3 separate regions of the Mus musculus genome follow, and regions 2 and 3 are each linked to region 1. A link is a contact called in ENCODE Hi-C or POLR2A ChIA-PET data. All regions are on one chromosome and are shown on one strand. Each heading gives the region's core, a stretch centred on a gene start or an enhancer-like site at or near the end of the contact. The rest is flanking DNA. Distances are from core to core; before and after follow the strand shown. Region 1 holds the start of Cd7 (CD7 antigen). Region 2 holds the start of Ccdc57 (coiled-coil domain containing 57). Region 3 holds the start of Slc16a3 (solute carrier family 16 (monocarboxylic acid transporters), member 3).

Region 1 (3,732 bases), core at 859-3,358:
ACACAGCACATGGTGACTCAAAGACATTAACTCCTATCCCAGAAGTTCCGAATTCCTACATTCACACAGGTCCACGCACATAGTGCACACACACACACACACACACACGCATGCACACACAGGCACATACACATGTTCACACACTCATTTTGGGGCCTGGTTAGAAGCCCCACTTTCTCCCTCTCGGCTTCACTCTCCCATTCTGTGTCCCTGAGAGATGCCTCACCCAAGGGTTCTCTGCATCTTATCATGTGCATCCTGACTGATCTCTGCCTTAAGCCTGTGATAATAGCCGTAGGCTCACACTGACCTGTATCTTCCTCAGCATGCTGCACACCACCCCAAGGAGCAGCCCGGTGAAGAAGAAGCCTACAGCAATGGCAGCTGGGAAGGAAAATGATGTCTGCAGAGGTTCCTGGGATCTGTATGCTTCTTGGGATGATTTTTCTGGGAAAATGAACACAAAGCCATTGGTAGGAGAGGACACAAGCAGGTGAGGTGGGGATCCTCATTGGAGGCCTTGAGGTTCAAGCCAGGTGTGGGCACCATTAGGAGGTTTCCAGGAAGAAATGGGCTCTGAGCAGACAGCTCCAACAAGTGCAAAGAAGGTCTCTAGCAGCCAGTGGGCTCCTGGCCTGGCCAACAGTCAGATGGGCACATCCTTACCTTTCACCACAACCGTGGTGAACAAGCCACGGGCACTGACTTTCCTGACAGCCTCGCAGGTGTAGTCTCCAGTGTCTGCCAGCTGGAGGGAGCTTATGGTGATGGTCAGGTTCTTCTGGGAACCAGAGAAATTAATTCGGCCTGAGAAGGTCCTGTCTACTGTGGGCTCCTGCCGGTCTTCAAAGTAAATCACATTGTAAGCCTGAGGCCAGATCTTCTTCATTAAGATCCCTTCCAGGTGCCCTCTTGTAGAGCAGGTGATGTTGACAGAATCCCCCTCAGAGGCAATCGTGAGTCGGGGGGACTGGTGTACGTCTGTGAAGAACCAGCCAGTTAGCACCAAGCTGGCGCACAGCACACGGTGACTCAAACACGCTAACACGTATCTCAGAGGCTCCACAGATCCTACATTCATGTATGTCCTTGCACACTCTTGAGCATCTCTCACAGCACCCGCACCCGCATGCTCACACATGCTGTCTCATTTTGCTGTGCACAGGGGCTGCACTCTCTACACCTCCAGGTTTCTTTCTCCCATTTTGTATTCCTGTGAGATGCCTCCTCCATCACACCCCTCTCTGCAGAAATGCTATAGGAACTTGGCAACTTTGTTGCATCTCAACACAAGGACTTCCCTTTTGACTACTCCCCACCCTGGCTGTACTCTTTCTTTCTCTTTTAAGTGAGTCAGTCACTCCCAGACAGCCATAGTCCTATCTCCTCTTTGCCTACTCTTTCCGATGCTGGTTTCTTCATCACCCTCCTTCCCCCCATCATTTCTAGGCATCCAGAGCCTGTGGCTCTGCGCAAGGGGCACATGTTGACTTGTTCATGGGATACTCACTCTTTCAGATTCCAGCCCCGTTTGCCGTGCCTGGCACCCACACCACCCACTTTCCTGTAGGCAAGACTGAGTACAAACCTCAGCATCTCACAGAATGAACACTATGCTGGTTTTGCACAAGAATTGTGCCTGGGAGCCTGAGCCTCCCATAATCTTATTGTAGATCTTTTACACCTTACCACAAGACTTCCCACAGACAGCTGCTCTGAAAGGGAACTGAAGAACACAGTTCTCACAAGCACCAAGGGTAGATGTTAGTCCTGTAAACTAAAGCTTTCAAGTCTCTGCTTTTCCACGGAGCTGGGACTATTCCAGGTCTAAGACTAAGACTTGGGGAAGTCAAGTCAGGGCCAACCCTTCCCCAGGTGGGTGTGTGAGATGCTCTCTGGGAGCCCTGCTACAGGGATGCTTACCTTGGGCATCCAGGGGGCCAGGCAGGATTCCGGCCAGTGTAAGCAGCAAAGCCAGCACTGCCTGCTGAGTCATGACGCCCAAATCCAGGTGATCTGAGCCAAATCAGCCACTCTGGCTACAACACATTACTGAGCACTGTGAAAGTTCACACCAAAAACCCTGAGAGGAAGAAACAGGGGTGTGGCAGTTCAATGCGATTGGTGGTGAAGCTCCGAGGGAGGGCTTCCTGAAGATGAAGGTGGAGCTTGGTGGGCAGGGAACACAACAAGCCAGGTGGAGGAAGCCACCTGACCCCAACTGTCCTCCCTGGCTGGTTGGCTGGCCCACATCTTTATCATCTTTAACCAAGAGTCTCCACAGGAGACGTCAAGAGGAAGAAGAAATAAGAACTAGTCCTGTAACCTGGAAGAAAAATTAGAGGGACTTAAAGGTTTAGAGGCCGGGAGGGAGTTGAAGTTTCCTCTGGTCTTTTGTGTCATTTTCTGCTGGGATGTGTTCAGGTCTGTGGTCTCACCTGTTGTCTGGACACACTGGGGTTTCAGCCTGACACAGCATACCCAGTAGCCTTGGCTGTGGTTGCCTTGGCGGCCTGGGTGATCCTTCCTTAGAAGCATGATTGAGCCAGATCTGCTAGGCCAAAGGGCGGCTAGGAGCCCCTTCAATAGCAATCTGCCTTCTGGGACAAAACCGAGGGCCCTGTGTCTGGTTCCCAGGTTGGGGGAGAGCTAGGACTCTTGTCAACCATGAGTTTTATTGCTGGTACCAGAGCCAGTGTGTCACACTGAGGGGTGAGTTTGTGTGTGTGTGTGTGTACAGTGTCACATAGGGACTCAAAGCAGTTCCTCCGGGGTCCTACTCTAAGGGGGAAGATGCTCCCCCTGTAGGTGGGTTTGGAATGCTATGGTGTAGACAGGGGTGCCATGCGGGGTACTTGAGGGCACATGGGAGAGGGACTCAGGTAAAGGAAGGTCAAAGTTGGAAGATTTTAGGAACAAAGGGTTGGGGAGGGACAGGTCACCTGTGGTAACACAGGGACAGCAGGTATGGAACTGTGCAGCCTGAGAATATTGGAGAGAAATACGAGGGGAGCTGGGTCAGGTGGGCAGTAAAGAAATCAGCACCTAGCCCCCAGGGGAGAAGTTCATGGAAAGACAGACTTTACAGGGAAGTAAGAACAGTCAAAGACCTAGACCTAGTCTCCTTCCTAGGATGCCCGTGGCCACACCAGGGGCACATGGACTGGAGTGCTGCCACCTCTGCAGGGCTGACCTTGATGTGGTCTTCGTGCATCGACACTTTTGACTGTTTGGGGCACCATGCCTCAAGTTTCAGAGATCATAGACACACAGGGCCCTATGGGCTGTGCCTAAGGGCTCCAGGGCTCCAGGAGGAGGTGATGACCCAAACCCCAGTGCATTTATTTTGATTGAAGAGGCACAGACTCTGTGCATCTGGGTGCTGGGCGGTAGCATCAGATGCACTGTGGTTGTGACTCTGGAGGCCACTGTCATCAGGCAGGGTCTTCTCCACTGGGCCATCTCTCCAGCTCACCAGGCAGCGTCTTTAGCTCGGGGCTTCATTTTCAGGTCTCAGCTCGAGTGGTTTTTGTTGTTGTTGCTGTTTTGTGAGATAAGGTTTCTCTGTGTAGCCCAGGCTATCCTGGAACTCACTCTGTAGACCAGGTTGGCATCAAACTCTGAGACTCACCTGCCTCTGCCTCCCAAATGCTGGGACTAAAAGCATGCACCATCAGCCAGGCTCAAATGATATTCTGTGGGTTTGTTTCTAACAATCATATCTTCCAGAAG
Region 2 (3,732 bases), core at 512-3,011, 110 kb before region 1:
AGAATGGTTCCCATAGGCTTATGTATTTGAATGCTTAGTCACCAGGGAGTGGAACTGTTTGTAAAGATTAGAAGGATTAGGAGGTGTGGCCTTATAGGAGGAAGTGTGTGTCACTAGGGTGGGCTTTGAGGTTTCAGAAGCCCACGCCAGGCTGTCTCAGTCTGTCCTGTCTCTAGATTAGGGTGTAGCTGTCAGCTACCAAGTACCATGCTTGCTGCCATGATGATAATGGACTAAGCCTCTGAAGCTGTACACCAGCCCCTAGTTAAATGCTTTCTTTTATAAGAGTTGCTTTGGTCATGGCGTCTCTTCATAGCAACAGAACAGTGACTAAGACAGTGGGCTTATACTGGACTATTCCTGAAGCCAATGAAATTCCTGCCTGGTTCTCATGGAGCAGTTTCATAAAAGATTCCAGGATACAGGTGGAAGGGCAGTGACCTCTGAGGTCCTCCCTGTGGGGACATCAATGATCTCCATCTCTTCATGACTAGCCCATCCCTTGGAGTCGCTGTTATCCTCCACCTGCTATTCCCAGGGAGGACCGACCTGTACCCAGGCAGGAGCCCTGGAGAATACAGCCTGTTCTTGTTTCCTGCAGCTCTCCCTGGGCCCCAGCTGCCAGAGCAGTGATTGAAACCTACACTGATGCCGATTCTAAATAAAGACTGCTGGAAACTGGATCCCACTTCAGTCCGAATGGTCTGAATGGCCTTTGATTCAGTTAACTTGTGATTCTTTTTCTGCACCCAACATAGCAAGAATAAAACATGAAATCAAAAGAAAAAAAAAAATCAGGAAGCTTTCACTGACGTATGCTAAAATTAGTAGCTGAAAATATGGTTAAAAGCAAGACTTTTACACAGTCAAGCACCTCCCCAAATGGTGTTTATTATTTACAATAAGAAAATAGAAACCTGGGGGCTGGTGAGATGGCTCAGTGGGTAAGAGCACCCGACTGCTCTTCTAAAGGTCCTGAGTTCAAATCCCAGCAACCACATAGTGGCTCACAACCATCTGTAGTAGGATCTGATGCCCTCTTCTAATGTGTCTGAAGACAGCTGCAGTGTACTTACATATAATAAATAAATAAATCTTAAAAAAAAAAGGAAAGAAAACAGAAACCTTGTTATTTATTTAGATTTTAAGACAGAGTCTCTACATAGCTCTGGCTGTCCTGGAACTATGCAGACCAGGCCGGCCTCGAAATAACAGAAATCCGCCTGCCTCTGCCCCCAAATCCTGGGATTTTAAAGCATGTGCCACCATGCCGAGTAGAAAATAATAACTTTATGTTAGCCCCTTGGCAGCCACCACTTAAACCACTCAAACCTTGGCGACGAAAGTATTCCCCAGTAATGGGGCGTTTGCCTTCTGGGAGGCACGAGCGCGCCATTTTCTTGTTTAAAATGTGTAACTTAATTGTGTAAAATATCGGGCCAAGCCAGGATGACAAGTAGTCTACAAGATAATGGACTAATGAAGTCAGTGAGGGACTGAAGCGCTGTGAAGCGCGTGTGGCTAATCACGAGGTAGGCGTTTGGGAGTCTGAGTCAAAGAAAGCTACAGGGGAGCAAGAACCTGATGCGATGACCGTCCACTCACCGCGTGTGCCAGGACGGTCCCAGCGGAATTAGCTTCGTCTCCCGCGTGCGACCTAGAGCTGCGCCAGCTGGGACCCGGGTCTCCAGGATTCCGAGCGCCAGCACTCTCCCGCCCGAACCTACAGCGCGGGCCACGTTACCATAGCGACTGGAGTCAGTAACCTTGGTCCCGGTGCACCCTGAGCGGCGCTCCGATCCCGCCGGGCAGAAACAGGAGTCTCAACACAAAAGAGTTCCGACCTGTGCGCTGGTACCGAAGGAAGAGACGCTTGGGGTTCCGTGGCCTAGCAGACTCCCTGAGTAGTGCGAGCCAGTGAGCAAGGACCTACACCTACGGGGCCCTGTGCCCTCCCCCAGCTGTCCTGAGGGTCCCCAAGGTGCCCATTCTGGAGTCCCAAAGGGCTAACTTCAGCTTAGCAGGAGGTGCCTGTAGGCGGAGGGACTGGGAGCTCAGGGATGGAACCTGCAAGTCGTGGGTGGGAAGTTATTCTGGGACTCAGGTTTTCCCTTTGTAGACTGCACATGAGACTGTAACAAGGGTGCACATGGCAAGAGTGGGTGGAGGTTGCACCTAGGGCATGTCGCCAGGCGGAGAGGGCTAAGTGAAGAAGTTGATCCTCTTTCAGAGCCCTGGGTAAGGCGCAGTCACAAGAAGTCCATCCACGATTTGGTCTGAAACCCCAAGCATCAAAAGGTGAATGATCCTCCAAGACCCCAGCTTTCATGGAGCGTGTCCTGGACTAAGAAGAGTTGGATGGAATGGGGCTGGTTGCTGGGAAGGGCCTGCATGAGCCCCAGGAATTCGTTGTAGGCTCGCCTTTGTCTTTCTTTAAATCCTTAGGTCATCTGAGGGCCAGGGAGATGGCTCTGTGGATGTGTCAGTCTGATGACCTGATTCACACTCTGGGACCCACAGAATGGAAGGAGAGAACCAATTCCCATGAGTCTTCCCTATCCCCCATATGTTATGGTCTGCACGTTCACACAGTCACAAATAATAAAAAGAATGGTATTCTTATCTCTTTATACTGAAGAAGTTAAACTGTGGCCTGGTCCTGGAACTGGCATACACACCTAAACCAGCATAATTCCTAGGGGATGGGGAGTGTCTGGGAATCCCCTCCTCCAGGAGGGCAGTATCAAGAAGTCTAGTCATTCCTACTTTCCTGTCCTATATCCTGCCGTCTTCCTCTACCCGTCAGTCTCTTTCCCTCAACTTGCTGTCCCCACTTCCTGACAGCAAATGCTTGGTGTTTGAACCTTCCCCCAACCAGCTTGTCTTTGTAGCCTTCTTCTCAGCCAGGGAGTCCCCTGAACTTCTAGGGGCCTTCTGTTCTATTAGAAAGTGAGGTAACCTCAACTGCCAGTTCTTTGCTGTCAAATGTAAAACCCTTGCCTTAATTGAGGGGTCCAAGGGTCAGCCCCATTCCACAAGTATGTTCACACCCCTTGTCTCTGCCTCACTCTGTCACAGGAGCTTCCTGTAGTTGGTCTTTGCTACTTTGTGGTTCTTTTTCCCACCCCTGTTTCACCCCACCATCACCAGATAGGAGAGAAAGAAGGATGGGGGGAGAGAGTGGGATAGAGATTCCTGAATCTAATTTCTTTCCTTGTTTCTACTTTGAGCATAACGACTAACAAAACTGCAACACACACACCACGACCAACATCCACTCCCACTTCTCGGGGCCCTAGCATCTATATATCCTCTGAAAAGTTCCCAGAATTCCAAACATAACACAATCAAAGAAACTTATCTGCAGCTGGCAAAACATGCCTCTGCTAGAGCACGAGGCAAATCATAGTCAGCTGCTGTGGACTGTCTGAAGCAGTCTCATATCCCCACACCTAGGATTAAAATGAAAGCACATTCTTATGATATTTTTGTGTTTTTCAAAGAAACCAGAATTCCAGAATTTTCAAACATGCCACTATAGCTTCCCAAGGTGACAGAGGGAATTGGGCCTCTATGTACATGAAAATGGCTAGGGAAGCAGAGCGTGGTGGCACACGCCTTTAATTCCAGCACTTGGGAGGCAGGGGCAGGCAGATTTCTGAGTTCGAGGCCAGCCTGGTCTACAAAGTAAGTTCCAGGACAGCCAGGGCTATACAGAGAAACCATGTCTCG
Region 3 (3,732 bases), core at 829-3,328, 90 kb before region 1:
TTATTTGGTCTGAAGGCAGGGTAGGGGTGGCCAGTACACCTGGCTATGCCCCAGCATCTGTGGGAAGGGTCTGGGTATTTGTGACATACCCAGTGGCTGAGGCTGAAGTTTGTCAGCTACCTGTCACAGGTCTCCATCCCTAAGGATCGAAGCCCCCCCCCCCCCACAGTGCCACTTGTAGGCTATGGGGTCCTCACATGTGTTGTTTCTGAAGCACCTTTTGAATAATAGTCAGGCCCTAGGCATGGGTGGAGTCTGAATGACTCTTCATGGAGGGCCATTGGAGAGTAAACACGTGATAGAGCATCTGGCCTTACCAGGCTGGGCATCTTCGTAGGTAAGGACTCAGGATGGTGGACTATGGGAGCCACAGCTAAGGCACATGGTGCCCAACCTCTTCACCACTGCTATCATGGTCAAAAGAATGGGCAGCTGTGACCTTCTGGACTCGGAGGTCACCCTTTCCCATTCTGGCTGTGTTAAGATCTTTGTCTAATGTTGAGTTATTATCAAAATTTCCTAGTTTCGGGGGACCTGGGGTCATTTAGGAGCCACATTAGAAGTGAGATGGACTGGGTACCCTAGGGTAAGTGTCTTGGGCCCTGTCCACCAAAGGCCATACTCCGAGATGCCTCCTCATCTCCTCACCCAAACTGCCCGGTCATTGGTCATTTCCATTGTGTGGCATGGGTTTGAATCGGCACCCCTTGCACCCCTCGGAGGACTGGAAAGAACTCTCCCAGCTCAGAATGGCTCTACTCTCTCCCAATCCTGTTCCTTTCCGGGAAGTCAGCATTTGTAGAGCAGCATGCAAAGCTGCTGTCCTGTCCTCATCTCCCACACTGGGCTGGGAGTGTTAGGATTGCTCTTGTGCTCTGTGTATTCAGATGCCCCAAGAGTTCTGTGCCCCAAGATCAGGTTGCAGTCTGGACATGGGCAGCGTATTGACCAATGTGCTGTGGAGAATGCTCCCCAATAACTTCTGATTGGATAGTAAAAGGCTAAAGCCTGTGACTGGGCAGGAAAGAGAGGAAGGTGGAACTTGAGATGAGTAGGGGTATCTCCAGTAGGTACCAGGAAAAGGAAAAAGGCAGGGGAAGGAAGAGGCCTGCCTTGAGGCAGGATGGTCTGGGAGGATGGACCATGAGCACGTGGCCGAGAGAAAATCGCTGAGGACACTCATGGGGCAGAGCAAACACAGCAAGACTCAGTTGGCAAGTAATGTGGCGTCTATAGTTAGGATGTTATAGCAATCTCAGAACCTGCCCGGTTTAAACTTACAGCTTGTTAATAAAAACACCAGGTTTCTTTGCCCCCCCCCCCGCCCCCCAGGGAGCTATACAGGCTAGAGTGGAGCAGAAATCCCCCCATAAAAATCACTTCTATAGGAGTTGAGGGGCGACAGAGCAGGGCTGTGTCAGTGCCTGTATCTGACTTTGTTGCAGGGCCCCGACCACAGGGGAAAACGGAAGTTCAGGGAGGTTGACAGCCTTGCCCAAGATCCCCGGTCAGTCCAAGGTGCCTGAGTCTTCCTAACTAGGGAAGACAGCTGCCACAGCCACACAATAGCCCAGGCTGAGGCACGAGCAAGGTATGGTGGTTTGGATGGGGCGAAAGTCCGAAGTAGGCAGGCGGCAGGAGCCCTGTGTGCATGAGGTGTGGTGGGGGCGTGTGCCACCCGGCAGAAGGCGCAGGCCAGAAGGCCAGGGTCTGGAGGGCAAAAGGTCCCAGTCTCGGAGATAGCGAGGACATTGCCACTCTCTTGCAGGAATCATGGAAGGAGCCCACAGTCTTGGGAGGGGATAAATGGAGGGTAGAATGGGAAGCAGAGGTGGGTAGTCACGGCCCAAGGGCGCGGAAGAGAACAGTGAGAAGGTCTGCGTTGGGTGGGGCCCGGGCCCCGGGCGCCTATAGAGCGAGTGCCAGCCTGGTCTCCCTGTTAAGTGGAGATGGCATTGTCCGCGCCGTCGGGGAACAGCGGCCAGGGCGCCCCCTCCGGCAGCGGCGCGGGGTCCGGGTGGGGAGGGCAGGGGCGGCGCCAGGCAGCGGTGACGTGCGCGGGGGACGTGCCGCGCGACGGATGAGAGCACTTAAAGTCGCCCCCGGCGCGGCGCCGGGCAGCCAAGGCGGACAGAGGCAGATACAGCGGCTGGCGGTAACAGGTAGGCGCGGCGAGATGCTTGGCGCGCGGAGCGAGGCTGGGACCCTCCCCCCGCCTCCAGTCGCCCAAGGTTTGGGGCCTTCGATCATCAGGCGGGGGATCCAGACCTGGAGCTCCCGGCCCCTGACCCTCTCTCCTCCTGGTTCTCCAGCCCCATTCTTTCTTGACTTGGAGAACCTTCTCACCACTGCGGCTCCACCAAAGGGCCATGAACAGCCAGTTGCGCGCTTGCATCCTGCTTCCCTGCCCTCGTAGACGCCTATCTATCCATCCGGTAGCCCTCGGGGGCTGGGCTTCGTCCAGGAGGGCAGCTGCCCTGGGCGACCAAACGTCCAGAGTATAAATAGCTCGGCCCAAGAGGGTTGGAGCGTGGCCGGACGGCCGGGGAACCTGGGCTATATTTGGTGGGAATGCTACAGCCTCCTTGGAACCCCGAATCTCCAGCGGGCGTCAGCAGGCCGCCCAGTGAGAGAGAGGGACACGTGCGCTTCGGAATGGTGCCACGTTGGGGGAGGTATGCCCTCGGGTCTCTTTCATCTCTTTACATCCACCTTTTCTACCATCTTAAACTCATCAACTCTTACCCAGCCACCACTATTAACCCAAACTAGGCACATGAAAGTGGGGTTTTCCTCCGGAGTGGGCTCTGTTTGCTCTATTCTCATCCGATAGGAAAACCAGGCACGGTCTGTTTTCTTACCTGACAAGTGGGTTGACTAGGCGCCTGCCTGGATGCTGGTCCAGTCAACAGACAGGCTCAAGAAACTGTTAACTCTGGACAGCTGATAGTGCTTGGAATCTGGGTGACAAGCAAGGAGAGGGCAGCAGGGCCCAGGCCGACAGGAACCCTTTCAGGACAACAGGTTGGTCTGAGCGTAACGGCAAGGTTCTCCCCATAACACAGGCTCATTAGCTTTCCCAAAGTTCTTCTGTTGGGAGCAGGTTATCCCCGAGGGCTCCCGGCATCATTGTACAGGCCCAAAGTTGGCTGGTGTCCCGTGGGTGCTGGGTCCGTCCGTGTTGAGGAACGAGGACAGTCCTAAAAGTGTGTGGACTCACTCAGGATGAGCAGTGACTAGTGCACAGCTAGGATGCTGTGCAAAGGATGAGTCTACCCCTTAAGGGGCACTGAGGACACTACCGAGATACATGTGGCCCCTTCTTGGCAAGGACTTTGAATAACCAGTGGTTTGGTTCCAAGATGGACTTGGCCACATCACCAGTGACCTTGGGCAGGGCTTGCTCCCCGTAAAAACGATCTCACTGCTTGGATGCCTAAATTTCGAGGGGCAGCGAGGAGAAAGCACAGTAGGCCTTAGAACCATCAAGAAGTAATGTTGAAGGGGCCAGTGCGTGGGACCCCACAGTATGCCGGTGTTCCGGGACTTTAGGACTCTAATCCTCCAGTGAACTGGTCAGAAAGGGGAGGGCTGGGGAGGCCCAGAAGCAGACACCTTTGGGCCCCATGCGGGACTTTCTGGATGGTGATGCTAAGCAATTAGAGACCTCTGGACCAGGCCTTGGTCCAGCTGGCACTGAGCACTGGCTCAGGGGCAGGTTAGGAATGGAGA

The links. A loop is a pair of places that touch in the nucleus more often than their neighbours do. ChIA-PET counts read pairs that join two places held with the same protein, here RNA polymerase II (POLR2A).
Region 2: a map of left cerebral cortex shows a loop between it and region 1 (2.4-fold over the local background). The contact joins the promoter of Ccdc57 here to the promoter of Cd7 in region 1. A Hi-C loop is called at or near these places in 1 of 37 maps with a recorded cell type or tissue (left cerebral cortex). POLR2A ChIA-PET finds 5 or more read pairs at or near these places in 1 of 5 experiments (Patski).
Region 3: a loop to region 1 is called in a map of T-helper 2 cell, with 2.2 times the contacts of the local background. The contact joins the promoter of Slc16a3 here to the promoter of Cd7 in region 1. A Hi-C loop is called at or near these places in 1 of 37 maps with a recorded cell type or tissue (T-helper 2 cell). POLR2A ChIA-PET finds 5 or more read pairs at or near these places in 1 of 5 experiments (embryonic stem cell).

The regions. Positions count from the first base shown.
Region 1 is chr11:121,037,370-121,041,101 of GRCm38, forward strand. It overlaps Cd7 (CD7 antigen), which reads right to left and starts at 2,109. Exons shown (of 4, transcript NM_009854.2): 1 at 1,924-2,109; 2 at 667-981; 3 at 311-447. The coding sequence starts at 1,996. Gm11775 (a long non-coding RNA gene) reads left to right here and starts at 314. Exons shown (of 2, transcript XR_880372.3): 1 at 314-493.
Region 2 is chr11:120,931,111-120,934,842 of GRCm38, forward strand. It overlaps Ccdc57 (coiled-coil domain containing 57), which reads right to left and starts at 1,762. Exons shown (of 19, transcript NM_027745.1): 1 at 1,606-1,762. A430102A20Rik (a long non-coding RNA gene) reads left to right here and starts at 1,754. Exons shown (of 3, transcript XR_880367.2): 1 at 1,754-1,981; 2 at 2,231-2,298; 3 at 2,446-2,902.
Region 3 is chr11:120,946,989-120,950,720 of GRCm38, forward strand. Slc16a3 (solute carrier family 16 (monocarboxylic acid transporters), member 3) reads left to right here and starts at 2,079. Exons shown (of 6, transcript NM_001038653.1): 1 at 2,079-2,162.